Regions from separate parts of the Homo sapiens genome. Here region 2 is linked to region 1. Evidence: read pairs that join two places in POLR2A ChIA-PET (ENCODE). Cell type or tissue: K562. All regions are shown on one strand. Each heading gives the region's core, and the rest is flanking DNA. Links, peaks and the distances in the headings are about the cores only.

The links. ChIA-PET counts read pairs that join two places held together with the same protein. Peaks named below come from ENCODE experiments on the same cell type or tissue, not always from the same donor. Only the 100,000 strongest peaks of a DNase experiment are listed, where the experiment ranks them.
Region 2: POLR2A ChIA-PET joins it to region 1 with 9 read pairs; 2 of 35 experiments call an interaction of 5 or more read pairs at or near these places.

What each region holds. Positions count from the first base shown.
Region 1 is chr12:76,631,888-76,640,082 of GRCh38, reverse strand. It overlaps LOC105369851 (a long non-coding RNA gene), which reads left to right. Exons shown (of 2, transcript XR_945115.3): 2 at 3,434-3,964. Among named protein-coding and RNA genes, the nearest start is that of OSBPL8, 76 kb to the right of the region's middle. RefSeq lists enhancers at 2,717-3,916, 4,705-5,357, 5,358-6,011. In K562, for the core only: no CTCF peak of the experiment used is centred there; a DNase peak (open chromatin) is centred at 3,782.
Region 2 is chr12:75,496,583-75,504,777 of GRCh38, reverse strand. It overlaps GLIPR1 (GLI pathogenesis related 1), which reads right to left. Exons shown (of 6, transcript NM_006851.3): 5 at 6,058-6,084; 6 at 915-5,954. The coding sequence ends at 5,800. It overlaps KRR1 (KRR1 small subunit processome component), which reads left to right. Exons shown (of 10, transcript NM_007043.7): 7 at 704-874; 8 at 2,778-2,855; 9 at 2,962-3,055; 10 at 4,827-8,195. The coding sequence ends at 4,969. Among named protein-coding and RNA genes, the nearest start is that of GLIPR1-AS1, 11 kb to the right of the region's middle. In K562, for the core only: no CTCF peak of the experiment used is centred there; no DNase peak of the experiment used is centred there.

The sequences.
Region 1 (8,195 bases), core at 1,810-5,809:
GAAAGAGAGACTGGAAAAGGAGAAAAGCCATTAAGAATGTGTCAGTGAGCTCAGTCCCACTGGAGACCTTCTGAGAAACAGGGTGGAACACGCCTTTGCATTGTCCCACCAGAGGACAGGGAGGCTGGTCGACTTGTTGAAGATGGCGTACGCAAACGCCTCTGCATTTCTCATTCTGCTTATACAACTAAGAGCTCCTGTCGGGCCAAAGAAAGCCCTGCTGTGGTGAAGTAAAGAGATGCTAGAGCTTAAGGTGGGAGGCTGTCAGCAGGGTGGAAGCTGTCACACCACAGCAGGTGAGCTTACAGTTAGAGGTAGGTGGGGGCCTGGGAGGGGAGCATTAATAGCTTCTGTCAAACAAATGCTGGGTTGGAGCACAGAGTGTGATCTTCCTAATATTTCAACTATGAGTTAAGCAGACTTAGCCCCTTCATCACTAACCTATTGCACAGAACAGACACTGCCTCAATATGCTCACCAAATGGGAGAGCCAAATTGAAGGCACCTTGCCTCAGGCAGGTTCATCCAAGAGAAAGAAGAGGCTGAGGCAGGCCTGCTCACTAGCCAAGTAAGTCCCTTCTTCCTGGAGGAGGGAGTGAGAAATGGAGAGAGAGGCCCAAAGAGTTATTTTTGCTAACATTGCCCCAAGTGGAAACATAAGACCAGGGAAATGAAGGGCTCCCATAGAAACCAGCATGTCAAAGCAGATACTGAAATTTTAAAAACAACAATACAAAACAGAAAACAGCAGTATTCACGTGTTATTTCAGATTACCAAGGTATATACCACCAAAATAGCTAAGATATTTCCAAAGTGGTTGCTATGGTCTGAATATTTGTGTCCCTCCAAAATTCATATGTTGAAATCTAATCTCCAATGTGTTGATATTAAGAGGTGGGATCTTTGGGAGGTGGTTAGGTCACGAAGGCAGAGCCCTAGTGAATGTAATTAGTGCCCTTATAAAAGTGGTGTGAGGGAGCTTGTTTCCCTCTTTGCCCTTCCACTAAGTGAGGGCGGAGCTAGAAGGTGCCATCTATGAGGAAATGGACCCTCACCAGATGCTGAGTCTGCCAGCACCCTGAGCTTGGACTCTCCAGCCTCCAGAACTGTGCAATACATTTCTGTTGTTTATAAATTATCCAGTCGAAGGTACTTTGTTAGAGCAGTTTGAATAGACTAAAACAGCAGTTATCTGTGGAAGAATGGGAATTAGAATGGGAGGAAGAGTAAAGAGGACTGCTATTTTTCACTATAAACCTAATCATAGTATTTGACTATTTTAATCTGCATAAATGTATTATTTTCATTAAAATGAATTTATTTATTTATTGAGACAAGGTCTCGCTCTGTTGCCCAGGCTGGAGTGTGGTGGTGCGATCATGGCCCACTGCATCCTCAACCTCTTGGGCTCATTGGATTCCCCCACCTCAGTTTCCAGAGTAGCTGAGACTACAGGCATACATCACCATGCCCTGCTAATTTCTATATATTTTTTGTAGAGATGGAGTTTTGCCATGTTGCCCAGACAGTTCTTGAACTCCTGGGCTCGAGGAATATGCCCACCTCAGCCTTCCAAAGTGTTGAGACTACAGGTGTGAGCCACTGCACCTGGCCTATTTTCATAAAAATTTGAATATTAAATTAGAAACAATTCTATAACAGACCCACCACATTAAGTGGGAAAAAATGTTTTAAAAATCAGCATGGCAAACTAATCCTAATTAACAAAAATTCTACATGAACAGTTGTTACATTTATAATCAAGAAAATAAAATACACACTAAAAATACATTTAAAAAATAGAGCAGAGATGAGTTGTATTCAGTTATTTCTACATATTAAGCAACTATTAGCTATTTGAAATTATGTCAGTAGTTAATTATAGGAAGCAACAGTGAAAATAAATTTGAGAACACGTGTACTTATACCATGCTGATCCAAACATCTCTGCTTGATTGAAATGTCTAGGGCACATTGGGATATAAATAATGCTAGCAAGCCACTACTTTGTGTGGTTAAAACAAGAGGATCAGAATATGATTTCATGAATCACATGGGTTATTGACATACAAACAGATTTTTTTTACAATGCTTAAAGAGGGGGAGAATAATGACAACAAATCTCACAGGAATGCACTCCATAAATGAAGTACATTAGTCACATAGTGAACGAGTTCTGATTTTCTTTAGAATCCAATTATTAGAATTTAGTTACTTAGGGGCTGGGTGCAGTGGCTTATGCCTGTAACCCCAGTATTTTGGGAGGCCAAGGCGGGTGGATCACCTGAGGTCAGGAGTTCGAGACCAGCATGACCAATATGGTGAAACCCCACCTCTACTAAAAATACGAAAAAATCAGCTGGGCTTGGTGGCTTGTGCCTGTAGTCCCAGCTGCTCGGGAGGCTGAAACAGGAAAATTGCTTGAACCCAGGAGGTGGAGGTGGCAGTGAGCCAAGATCATGCCACTGCACTCCAGCCTGGGCAACAGAGCAGGACTGCGTCTCAAAAAAAAAAAAAAAAAAAAAAAAAGGAATATAATTACTTAGGATGGAAGCAGGCCTCTGCGGATGTAAAGGATGTAAAGTCTAATAGAAGTTTGAGGTATACCTTTACAGGGGAGGCTTTCAGAAGAGATGATTTGACCAACATGGCGGAAATCCGTGGTGACACACAAGGCCCCTCACTGCTAGTGAGTGATGCTGGTGTTGGTGGGGAGGTTGGCAGAGAGTAGCTCTGGCACCCATCACCTAAGCTCTCAATCTTTCTGTCAAAATCTTGGGTTCGGCTGGGCGTGGTGGCTCATGCCTGCAATCCCAGCACTTTGGGAGGCCAAGGTGGGCAAGTCGCTTGAGCCCAGGAGTTTGACACCAGCCTGGCAAACATGGTGAAACCTCGTCTCTACAAAAAAATACAAAATTTAGCCAGGCGTGGCAGCATGTGCCTATAGTCCAAGCTACCTGGGAGGCTGAAGGGGGAGGATTACGTAAGCCCAAGAGGTAGAGGCTGCAGTGAGCCATGATCGTGCCACTCTGCTCCAGCCTGGGCAACAGAATGAGACCCTATGTCAAAAAAAATTGTTCTTAATTAAAATTCTTGGGTTTATATGTATTTTGGAGTCCAGTAGTTGAGGCCAATAACTCATATATCTAGTCTGATAAGGTATTGAAACCGTCCCTGTAAACTTTATAAATTAATCATGGAAGAAGTGAGAGGAAGAAACAAAAATATACCAAGCTTGCAGCACATGCAGCATTAATCGCTAGGTCAGCCTGCTCTCTGACCCACTCCCTCATAGTTGTTTTGTGCCTCTTGCCTTAGAATCACATAGACCCTGTTACAAGATTATAGTTCCCCTTAACTGCTCTATAGAGAACAATTTAAACATTATAAAATGTTAAGTTTTCCATTTGAGGTTTTCATTTGCTCTTTCAGGTTTTGTATACCAGTGAAACTACTGACATCACCTGGTCTGAAGGACCCCATGAAGAGATGACTCACCAAAGAATGCAGTTTCCACATCCTGATGATTTCATCCCCATTACCTGACAAAACAATGACCCCAATTTCCCAGCCCCTCACCCTCCATGACCCCCTGAAAAACGTCAGCTAGAAACTTCTCGGAGAGATGGATTTAAGGGTCTCCTCCCATCCCCTTGCTTGGTGCCCTGTGATCATTACACTCTTTCTCTGCTGCAAACCCTGCTATCTCTGTACCTGTCTGTCACTGCACAGCAGGCATATGAATCTGTTGGTCCTATAACATCGCAACGTAACATTCCCATGTGGAGGGGGATTACACTCCATGTTCTTATCACAGCAAAACATATGTCACACGTAGCAATCTATGTAAGTGTTTGGAATCATTTCAGAGCTACATAACAGGCACCATTGTGAAATGCAGGAAACTCTGAATTTCCAGTTTTGAAAAAATTGTATTGGAGCTCTGTCTCTGCTACCCACTAACTGTGATTTTGGTTCCTTAATATCTCTGAACCTTGCTTTTCCTCTGTAAAAAGGTGATAACAACACCAACCTCATGGGATTACTGTCTGGATTAAATGACATAATGTACAAAAGCACTGTAAATATCTCTGAATACATAGGCACATATTTGAAAGTTGTTCCTTAAATGTGAAATTTTAAAACCAGGAAGCTAATTATAGATAAAATATTGAAAGAAAAGTTATAAAGGAACATTTAAAAACTAAAATTTCATTAGAAAGATACATTTTAGCTTAAGGTATATTTGAAGATAAATATTACCATCACTGGGTGCCAGCATACTTATAACAATCTTACATTTTTCACCTTACAGTTTTTTAATTTAATTATAAAAGTAACACATACTTGTCATAGGAAATTAGGAAAATACAGAAACATGAAAAGGAGAAAAATCCCATCTCACAGAGATAAGTCCTTTCAACTTTTTAATATATTTCTTCCAGTTAGCATTCTGGCTTTCAGCTTTTCTCTCCCTCCCTCTCAAAACATTTAGTGTAAATTATGTCATTAAGGCCAGGTGTGGTGGCTTATGCCTGTAATTCCAGCACTTCGGGAGGCCAAGGTAGGAAGATCTTGGGAACAAGTGTTTGAGATCAGCCTGGGCAAGAGAGTGAGACCGTTTCTACAGAAATTTTTTAAAAATATTAGCTGGACATGGTGGCATGTGCTTATAATCCTAGCTGCTTGGGAGGCTGAGATGAGAGGTTGACTTGAGCCCAGGAATTTGAGGCTGCTGTGAGCTATGATCATGCCACTGCACTCAAAGCCTGGGCTGTAGAGTAAGACTCTCTGTCTAAAAAATAATAATAATAAAAAGTATATCACTAATATATCTTTCAAAAGTAATAGTAACTTAACACTTATTATTGTTAGATAGTTTCCAACTTTTGAATACCATTACAATGACCTTGGGTTCCATAAGTGCATACCCGAATTGGTACATTCTGAATAAATCATATTTGCCTACTTACTCATTTGTCTCCCCAGCTAGACAATAAGCTTTGTGAGGAACACTTCCTTTTTTGCCATTGTTATGTAGTGCCTAATATCTTGCTTGGCACACAGTATCTCTACATAAAAATATGTGCTGTGGGCCGGGCGCGGTGGCTCATGCCTGTAATCCCAGCACTTTGGAAGGCCGAGGCGGGTGGATCATCTGAGGTCGGGAGTTCGAGACCAGCCTGACCAACATGGAGAAACCCCGTCTCTACTAAAAATACAAAATTAGCCGGGCATGGTGGCACAAACCTGTACTCCCAGCTACTCGGGGGGCTGAGGCAGGAGAATCGCTTAAACCCGGGAGGCGGAAGTTGCAGTGAGCCGAGATCACGCCACTGCGCTCCAGCCTGGGCAATGACAGCAAAACTCTGTCTTAAAAAAAAAAAAAGTGCAGGTATGAATGAACAAAAGAAAGAGTGAATACTAGTATTTCCCCCACAGAACTCGAGGGTTTTTCCAAGACAGCTTCACAAAATGAGACAACATGTGTAAAAGTTATTTGTGTGTTTTCATCTTTATTATATTTGAATCAGTATTTTTTTTAGTGTTTTTGTCGTTGCCATAAACTGGAGCAATAAGAACGAGATATTTGAGAGGTAGATGTGGGCGTTGTTGGGGGCAAGGTATGGGAGAGACCATTGTGACAGAATGGTAACCTCTTCTCCTAGACACTGGAGAGCAGGCTCTGTTTAGAGCCCTTTGTCTGCCTCTGCAAGGACAAAGCTTTCATCTTAATAGAATCCTCTGCTGGCAGCTCAGTAGCTGTTTCAAAGCAGGAGGGAAAGAGGAAAAAGGATGGTTCTGGGGGAGGGGAAATTATAGGAGGAAAACATTTTTTCCCATTTTCTACTCAAAGTATGAGTTAGAAATACACAAAAGGGGTATATGGAAAGAAATGCAGAGTGCAGCATCGACTACCTCTGTGTATAAAAAAAATGAATATTTGCTGAAATCTAGATATAATGTGTCATTCCAGAGTAGCACACTGAAACCACTTTAGAGGTGAGAAAGTGTTGGAGGCCATGGGTAATTATAGAAGGAGTGCTGTATTAGGGTAATTTCTGGTTTAAAAGGACACAAAGCAACCTTTTGGGGATGAAAATATTTTATATCTTGTTTGGAGCGGTTACATGGATGCATACAGTTGTTGAAATTCTTCGAACTGAATACTTATCTCTTTGCGTTTTACTGAATGTAAATGATATCTCAATTTTTTAAATTGTTAAATAACAGAGTTTTTTTCTGATTGCAAAAATAACATGCATTCATTCTAGAAAATTTAGAAATTACAGATAAGCACAATGAAGGAAATAAAAATTGCCTGGACTTTTACTGCCCAGAGATAATCATCTTCACTTTTAGGTTATTGTTATCTGGATTTTATTTGCCTGCCTGCCCAGTTATCATGTTACCCAAGACAGCAATAGTCATCCTATTATAGACATGTTCACTAACAACCTGGCCACTTATCAAATTTATCCCCACCCAAACATCCTCCAGCTTAACACTGGCTTCCCTCCCCACCCATCCTGTCAATGTGCTTGTCAGTCAGCTCTTTCCTGAATGTTGCATATGAATATCCACAAGTGTAATGGAAATTGACTCTAAGTGGATTGTGAGCTTTGAAAAATAATATGTGTTTGATGAAATAAGTGAACTAATGTTGGAAAACTACTGGATCACATAAAAGCCATTGACAAATGAGGAAGTTAGGCCTGATGAGCATGTACTAAGATAAAATAAACAGAGATGATGATTAGGCACTTCAAAAGAGAATGATTTGATTATCAAAGATAAAGCCCTTTGGAAAACAATAAAACCCTCAAATTATTTTTGTTGTAAAAGTTATGACAGTACTATAAAAGTCAGACATGAAGTGGTAAACAATGTTGTATCACACTATCATACAATTTTGTCCAAAAGAAAAAGCCAAAGTGTCATTTTAAAGTTAATTTCCAAACAAACATTTTAAAAATTATTTTCGATAACTGAACATCTCAAATGTTAATATGCATAAGAATCACCTGGAACTCCTGTTAAAAATGCAGATTCTGGTCCAGTACAGTGGCTCACACCTGTAATCCCAATGCTTTAGGAGGCCAAGGCGGGAGGATTGCTTGAGGTCAGGAGTTCAAGGCTGCAGTGAGCTATGACCCTTGTCTCAAAACAAACAAACAAAAAACAGATTGTTATTCAATTAGGTCAGGAGAAGGATCCTTAATTCTGCATTTCTAATAAGTTCCCAGGAATGCTGATGCTGTTGGTCTCTGGACTTTGAGTATCAAGACTGTACAATTGTGATCTTAGGTAGATTCACTTTAAATGGCCTTTATCCAATATTAATTATCGTTGAGTATTGAGAAATGCCTGCCTATTCTTTCAGCTATTTCGTACTAACTGCTCTAGACCTGGGCAATGTATGATTCTTAAACTATAAACAAAATAAGTTAGGGGGCTTGCTTAAGCATATATTGTTTATCTTTACCCCCAGAGTTTCTCATTTGATAGATCTGAGGTGGGGTCCAAAAATTTGCATTTTAAACTAGTTCTCAGGTGATGCTTAATGCTGCTGGTCCTAGAACTACACTCTGAACTGCTGCTTTAGAATGATTGCAAATAACTTCAAAGAAGTTGCTTACAATACCTGAATTATACATTCTTCTGGTAACATTTGCAAAACAGGTCATATGAACAAGCCGCAAACTTTTAACTACCTGAATGTTCCTGGTATATATTGCACTCAATGATACAGCTCCCCATCCATAGATTCAGCTTGACTTTATATATGTACATCATGATCTCCAACTGTTTTGATTGCAAAATTATTTTTATTGATGATTGTATATTATTTTGCATATTATTAATTATATTTCTAGTGAGAGCAATGAGACTACATATGTTATATCTCCTTAGATTATTACCAATCACTTTTGTCTCAGCACAGCTGATGAATGAGTGCCCCTGAATTTACAGGTGGTGGCTCTGCCATCATCTTGTTGATTGTGTTTGCATTATTAGCATATGAAAATATAAACTGCCTACCATACACAGTTTCTTTGCAGGGATCCCGTTAGGCAATACTCTCATTTTGAGAGGATTACTTACTTAAAAGCAGATAATATAACCTGTAAATCCACATATTTGCTTTTGTAACCTGCAACACAATGCTGCAGGCAAAAACTAACAAACTACT
Region 2 (8,195 bases), core at 2,239-6,238, 1.1 Mb after region 1:
CAAATTGTAGCTCCTTTGAGAGAGAACTGTTATATCCCTGTGTGCACAAAGTTTGATTATTCTTGGAAATGTAACCATGGTATATAGAACTATTTTATGATGGGTTTGTTGAGCAATCCACTTAAATTTGATGAACTTAAGTTATAAAGTCACTGTTAGATTGGGGGAAAGTGATTTTGAGTTACATTGGGATATTGGGATATTGCAGACAAAAACAAAACTATGTGTCTGATCCCTGGTTTGCATCCTCTGATGTTCCATGGTCTGAAATTTAAATGGAATAGGGAAATGTGAAAATACTGGTTTTCTGTAATCGTGAGAAAGTTTACTTTTGTCTTTTTCTGTGATATTTCAGTTGCTACTGAAAACTTCCTGCTTGCAGGGAACATCAGCTAATTAAGAGCCCTCCCTGCTTTTATAAGTGGCATTTTAAATGTTTTAATGAAATAATGGTTGAAAATTCAGTTTTATTTTTGTCTCATTTTAACAATTCTGCATTTTGTAATTAAATTTCTAATGGTTTTCTAATAATTATACATGTTTGTGATAACCTACCTTTTTGCTTATGTAATTGGTTTAATTTCACCAAAGAAACTAGGAACTGTTTCTTTTATTATTTATAGAAGCAATATTTATAATGTCTGAGTCTGACAAATGTGTGACTTTGGAAAGTAAAAATTTTTACTTTGTTGCATGACTAAAGAGCTTAATGATTAAGAGAGAGTTGGCAAAAGATTCTGAATTACGATCACAAAGTTGGGAGAGATTTTTGCCACAGTTCAAACACAAAAATGTGAATAAACGCAAGGAACCAAAGAAAAAAACTGTTAAGAAAGAATATACGCCATTCCCACCACCACAACCAGAAAGTCAGGTTAGTACTAAATGTAGAACTTCATATGAAGGAGAATCTATTTTAATGTATTTGGTCAGAAACTTTATTGAAAGTATTTCAGGTGGGATATGTGTATATATATATATTGTGTGTGTGTGTGCAGAGCTATAAGAAACTGAGGGTAAATATAAATAGGCATATTTTGAGCTGAGTGCATGGGGGTGTGCAGTGGGGCGTTCACATTGATTATAAACTGCATCCAGGAGGTTTGTGACCCTGTAGCCACTGTAAATGTTCCATGGATAAAAGTTCGTTTAGTCTGCAATACTCTTTTCTCTGATTTGGCAACATTATTGTGACTGTGTGCTCTATGGTTGTTCTTGTTCTGAAATCTTAAATTGTAAATTGTAACACCCACCGTTTTTCTAAGTTATGATTCCTTTTGTCAGGTGTCTTCTGCTTCATTTCCTTTCCCACCATGACCAGTTTCCATTTTGTTCTTGCACATCATTGTTTTGATTCATGCCCCTTTTTACTTCTGTCCCACCTTCTCAGCAAAGCTCTAAAACTTGGATCAGTCTAAAAACTTGACTTCTTCCTTGCAACGTGGCTACCAAATTAAGTTAGAGAAAGTTTTATCTTTGGATTAATTTCATTCAAAATTCATGTTTCCTCTTAATTCTCTCAGTGCCCTCCCATGTTTAGCATATGACATTGCATTTTATTGAAATATTTGAGACCACCAGATAAGAACCCCTTTCTGTTTCCTCTTCTCTCACGTATGGGTTTTCTTCCACCTGCATCAGCCTCTTCTATGTGTTCTTTGAATTCCATCTTCACCTGTCTCCTGGGGGTTCTTGCTTCATTATTCCCTTCCTTGGCTATATCCTAAAGCCTTCCCTTTCTACTTCTGCTCAGCATGTGAACTCATTGCTTTCTACATCTCTTTTTTCCACAACCATGGTTGGAGTCTTTCAGGGAAGATTTGTGATTGACGGGGAAAATGATGATCATAGTGAAAAAACAATGGAAGTTTTGGATCATGGAGGAAATTGATAGTAGTTAGGGGGAAAGTGGAGTGATGCAGTCATTAAACCATGCTTCCATAACACCTGCCTTATTTCTTATGGCCCTTTCTTGTAGTAATTGACTTATCTTTCTTCTGTAGCTGTGTAAGCTTCTTGAAACAGTGATGTCTCGATTGACTTGTTCTTAACACTTAATTCATTATGTGACTGGGCGAGTTATTTATCCCATCCATACTTAAGTTTCCCCATACCTAAAGTGGGAGTAATGGTAATACCTATCTTAAAGAATTGTTAGTGAGGATTAAATGAGTAATTATAAAGAGCTTAGAACAGTGCCTTAGATATAATAATGCTATGTAAGTGGGAGACAGGTCAGTTATACACATTTTACATGTTGGCTGTATATTGAATGAACAAGCTGTTGCTTTTGCTAATTAGTCACCAATTCCTGATAGTTCTGGCTTTTATTCTGCATGCCACTACCTTTATTCCAGGCTCTCATCTATTCTTCATTCCTCTCCATTAAAATTATTCTTTGGTCTTTACAGTCTTCTCAGAAACCTACAGTCATTTCTAAATCTTATCCCTCCTACTTTGTCTGCCATTGAAGCTTCTTCAAATTTTCCCCAAAACTCTCTCTCCAGTTTCTTCTCACACTTTTCTGAATCAGTGACCTTCCATGCCATATCCCTGAACTACTCTGGGTTGTATTCCATGGAGGTGCTTTCCTACCTCCACACTTTTGTGTATGTATTCCCCTCAGCTTAGACTCTGTTTCCTTTATGTCACTACCATTTTTATTAATAAATCAGTTTGACCCCATTGTTTTTACCCTAAGGATATTGTGACTTGCTTAGGACATGACTTCTCCTCTACATTATTTCTGATGTAATTGTAAATACCGTTTTCAACAGATCGATAAAGAATTGGCTAGTGGTGAATACTTTTTGAAGGCAAATCAGAAGAAGCGGCAGAAAATGGAAGCAATAAAGGTACGGCACTTTATGTCTGGCTCACATGAATAGCAAAGTTCATAGATACTTGAATTATTTAACTATAAATACATTTAACTGATATATTTTTTATTTATTAATGTAGGCTAAACAAGCAGAAGCCATCAGTAAGAGACAAGAGGAAAGAAACAAAGCATTTATTCCACCTAAGGAAAAACCAATTGTGAAACCTAAGGAAGGTAATGCTTTCTATGATGTAAAAGTCTTTATTAATTAGGAAAAGTAAACCCATAATAAATTTGTCTGAATCTTTTTAAGAAACAGTTGTATCTTTTCATCAGTTCTCTTAGCATTTCATTAATTACTAATCCTAAGGACAAGGGATGGCTGAGATAATTTATAATTTAGAGGCAGCTAATGCCTATTTCAGTGCAAACTGGATTGACAGTCCTCTCCTGACCTCTGGTCTGTGCTTGGAAAAGACTCTTTGTTGTGAAAGATACAAACCCAGGGCAGCCAGTGCATCTTCTGTAGAAATGCAAGAAGATCCCTGAGCTCTGCTGTCATGCCTCTCAAAGAGGAATTATCAGAAGTTGTACTTTTTCTTCTCTTTATGTGATCTTGGCTTAGAGTTTGGCTTCTATATCGGTAACATGGATTTCTCATCACCTTAGACTAAAGGATGCTGACAGGTCTTATTCAGGAGCTATTAGTGCGAAAGTGATTGTGGTTTTTAAATGGCAGAAATCACTTTCGCACTAACCTAGTATTTAAAAGACACTAAGAGAAAACATTGTCATGCCATTTCTTCTGATGCATCCTCTTCTGCATTTTTTTCCCCTGTGGTAACACTTATCCTCTTCCTAAAGTAACCCTCCAAAGTGAACAGTGACACACTGAAGGGAGAGGGCTCACCAGCAATATTGTACATAGACTGGGTCAGAAACAGATATAATACATTATTATTTTAATATATTGCTTGTTAATAGCTTTAAAAATACTACATTCTATGGTAGATTATTGGTTATATAAAAGGTAGAAATGTCATAAGTATTATAATTTCCAGTCTGTAAAACCTGTCAGTTGAGTGCTTTGAAGGTACTCAATATACTCAATAGCTAGTTACCCTAATTTAGTTTCTCCACACGGTGGAGGCTTTAACACTCTGTGCTTCTCAGGTTGCTGGGTAGTTTGATGTTTTATCTTATGATTCTTTTATGCTGTGATCCTGTACTTTGAATGGTAAGAAAAAGTTGCATTCTTTTTCACTGCTTCCTTTCTCTATTTTGTTCACACTTTTGGCATTGATTAGATAGTTGGCTTCTATTAGGGGGACTTCCACACACTCTCAAATTATTGTCTTTATTACCAAAATGTTGTTAAATATACCAAAATCTTGTTAAAATACTATTAATTAGTCATTCATTGAATTAATATTCAATGAATTAATCTAACATTAAATGAATTAATTCATTGAATATTCAATTAATATTGAATTAATATTTGGAAAACTTTAAATTTTCGTTTTGATATTAGAGGAAGTAGATTTTGACCTCTAGCTTAGGGTTAGCTGATTAAACTTATTGAGAAGGGATACATGTAATTTTAAATTATTTTAATGTGCAAGATGGAAAATAATGACTCAGAAGTTCCAAAATATGGAAAAGAATGTAGGTAAAATAATTTAGTCTGAAGTAGGATTTAAGGAAATAGTCTTAATATAGTTGAATCCAGTAATTGGTTCAATTATGCCATTTATGCCATTTTTATGTATACTTGTACTAATATATAAAGTATTTTATGATTTGTTTTATCTTAATCTGAAGAAATTTCTAACTGCTTTAGGCAAGTGTTTTTATATTTTATACTGTGATCACCTTTCAATTATTCAATTATAAGAATACTCTGAAGTTAACTGCCTTAAACATATATTCTTTGTTAAACATATATTCTTTGTTTTACTTGGTAAAATCTAAAGTATTACATGTGTTGTGCTTTTAATTTGTCTAGCTTCTACTGAAACTAAAATTGATGTGGCCAGCATCAAGGAAAAGGTTAAGAAAGCAAAGAATAAGAAACTGGGAGCTCTTACAGCTGAAGAAATTGCACTTAAGATGGAGGCAGATGAAAAGAAAAAGAAGAAAAAAAAGTAACATACCCAAAACTCCTTGACTAGAACTATCTCCTTTTGTAAAGGATTTTGAGATATCAGGCATTAGTTGCCTTATTTGTGAGAAATTTTCTGAGGGCTTTTTTTTTTTTTGGTGGTGGTGGTTGTTCATAGAAGAGTGTTCTTTATAAATTATATTATTATTGTATTTTTTGAAAAATTTATACGAGAAAGTGGTATATAAGTCTTTGTATACATTACGACCATTGTGATTATCCATTAAATCCAGTGTCTGATGCTATTGGTTAGTAATGATGTCCCAGCATTTGATGTTCCCTCTCTAATGATAACAAGTAAATATTTAGGTTTATCCCTTTTGAAAGTTTGGTTTTACTTTTAACAGTCCATGAACAGAAAATTAAGGCCTCTAAAATCAGATCCCCTAGTTACTCCTCTGTTCTGAATCTGGGGAAGTAGTAAACCAAAAAGACAGGGAAAACCAGATATTTAGAGTCGAAGCAGCATGCAAAAAATAATAATGTTTTTAACTAATGAAGGCTACTGGAGTTACTAAGAATCACCTAAAAATGTGCTACTGTACCTTGCTCATTTTGCAGATTTAGAAGCTGAAACATGGGTTAGGTTACTTACTAAAAGTCCACCTGTGGCAACCTGCAAATAATGCTTATTTATACTAAAGATGAGTTTATCTGATAGAGTTAGGAAATTTCTTCTTTTGAGTAAGAGTATTGCTATAACATATATTTTTTTCTGAAATGTTTTAAAATAGAAGTACACCTAATTGTTATTGGTTAAAAAAAAAGCCATATGTGAATGAGGTTGGTTTTTGGGTTTTTTCTTTCCTGAATTGTATTAGTCCAAAAGAACTAAATTAGGGTACTTGTGCTGTACCAAAATGGTAATTATAACAGACAGTATTAGAATTACTGAATTAACAATGAGAAAGAGAGAAGTGTATCTGTTACGTGGATATATGGGCCAGCCTGGATATACAACAGAGTAGTAACCTGTGAAACAAACATAGAATATCCTCTTAGACATTGTTCCTCATAATGCACTGACAGAATTCACATAGCTCTTAATGAAACAATTTAAGATTGATGTACGTACGTTTGACTTGGTCTCGCTGTCGGTTAACTGTAAAGTTAGGGGGAAGAAAGAAAAAAAATTAAAAGGGTAGACACAGTTGAGAGTTTTATTTTAAAAAGCTAAGTCTTATAATTATGACCATTAACTTGCTTTGGCTTTATTGCAGTGACTTTCCAAGTTTAATTATTCAAAACTTTTTGAACTGACTGAATTAACTTGGTATTTTTAAGTTGACTTTTTACATAAACTTTATAAACCTTTTATAAAAAGGAAACTATACCATTACTATAAATGGAAAATCATTTTACACATCATACCTAGCAGGTAATAAAATTTAAAAAATAAAAATTAAATATTAGAATGTGAGAAATTTATTAAAATATAGTTCTAAAAATAAGTTTCTTCCTGAGAAGAATGATACTGTTTATGATGAATCCATAGTGAAAAGACAGTGACCTCTCTTTCATCCAGTCTAGTATATCACTAAATCATCATTACGATGTTTGGCTATCAAGTCATTAATTACTGTCCTCCTTTCACTGAGCTTTATTCAAATTTTGACAATCAGAGCACTGGGAAGAAATAAATTCCACAACTGCCTTTAGCCTTCTGGATACTTTCTTTTATAAAATAGAAACCTTTTCCACACCAGTTCTGCAGCAGTCGCTATTAGATGCTCGTGGTAGAACCCATCAATCATCTGGTCCTCTGGGTACTGGTGAGCATCCCTGGTCTTCATACCTGTGAGTGGGCTTTGTGGTGAATTACTGTAAATATGCTACCCTCACTTTTCTTGGCAGTTATGTCGATGAAATCAAGAGTGTGATGTTCTAGTTATTTTTTTTTATATATATTTTTAAATGTTCAATATTCAACTATTGAAACAAATGTACATCTGTGAACTAGCTAAAATCATCTTATGTACCACTAATATGCCCAGCACATTTTGTAAAACAGTCCTGATTTGGCCTCCAAGGGTATTTATTGAACTACCAGCAGTATCTAGGAGACCACGAAGGAATACCACGAAGGAATTTATGCTCCAGTGCTTGCCATAATTTGTCTGAGAAGGAATCTGTTAAATAAAAGCTTTTATCCTCTAACCTTTACCTTCATCAGACCTTATAAAAGGTCAAATGGTGATTCTTAAGTTTTTTAGTCACAAATCTTACTTATTCAGTATTAGTGCGAAGAGTAGAATACTTTCAAGTAAGCCTAAACTTACATGAAAACAAATTACATAAATCTAGCTCTGAGAATAGGAAATTAGTGACAAGATCAATCTGTAAGATGTTGAGCACTTATCTGAAGTAAATGGGTAATGAGTTTCACATCTTATAAATACAAGTTAGCATGTGTTTTCTCAAGAGTCCAAGGGTTTTCATTATTGGACTACAGCTTTAATCTTCTAAATGTTATTCCCCAAGATTAAAGAGCATCTCAAGTTAGATCACCAAAGATCAAAAGCTAAAACCAGAAGTATTTTTGTCATTGTGGTGGTGGTAGTGTTACTAATTGCCTAGATTTTTAAAGGGAAACATTTTTTTCACTGGGTTGTTTCGTTGAAAAAAATAGAAGCAGAAACTTGCCCAAAGTCACAGTGGTCAAACTGGAAATTGCACCAAAACTTGGCATACTGGTTCTGAAATCCATAGTTTTAGCCCTTATGTATACTGGTTAATTTGGAAGGAAGAAATATATACGTTCTGAAGTGAAGAGTGAGTGAAAGGAAGAATTCAGTGAATACATTGATACCTTGATATTATCTGCATTGTGGCTACATGTTACTTTTCTTCACAAGAGTGATATAAGTGAAATAAAGAATGATTGGACTGGGAGAAAAATGGCTCAGAAAACTTTGCAAAAGTACGACTGTATGTAAAGATAAGTATTCAACATTAAATGGGAAGGAGGAGAGCAAGCAGTTTAATATATAGAATTTTATAATTTTAGGCCTGCAAGGGACCTTATAAAACATGAGCAATGGAACACTTTTTTCCAAACTAAATTTCGTGCAGTGGAACTTGGCCGACTCTGTCCTTCCTCTATTCTAAGCACCCTACTCTAGCCCGGCTGCTCTGAGTTCAGTTTGTTACAAATATGGACACGAAAGTACCACAGGCTTTGCACAGCTTAATTGAAGTTTCCCCTTCACACCA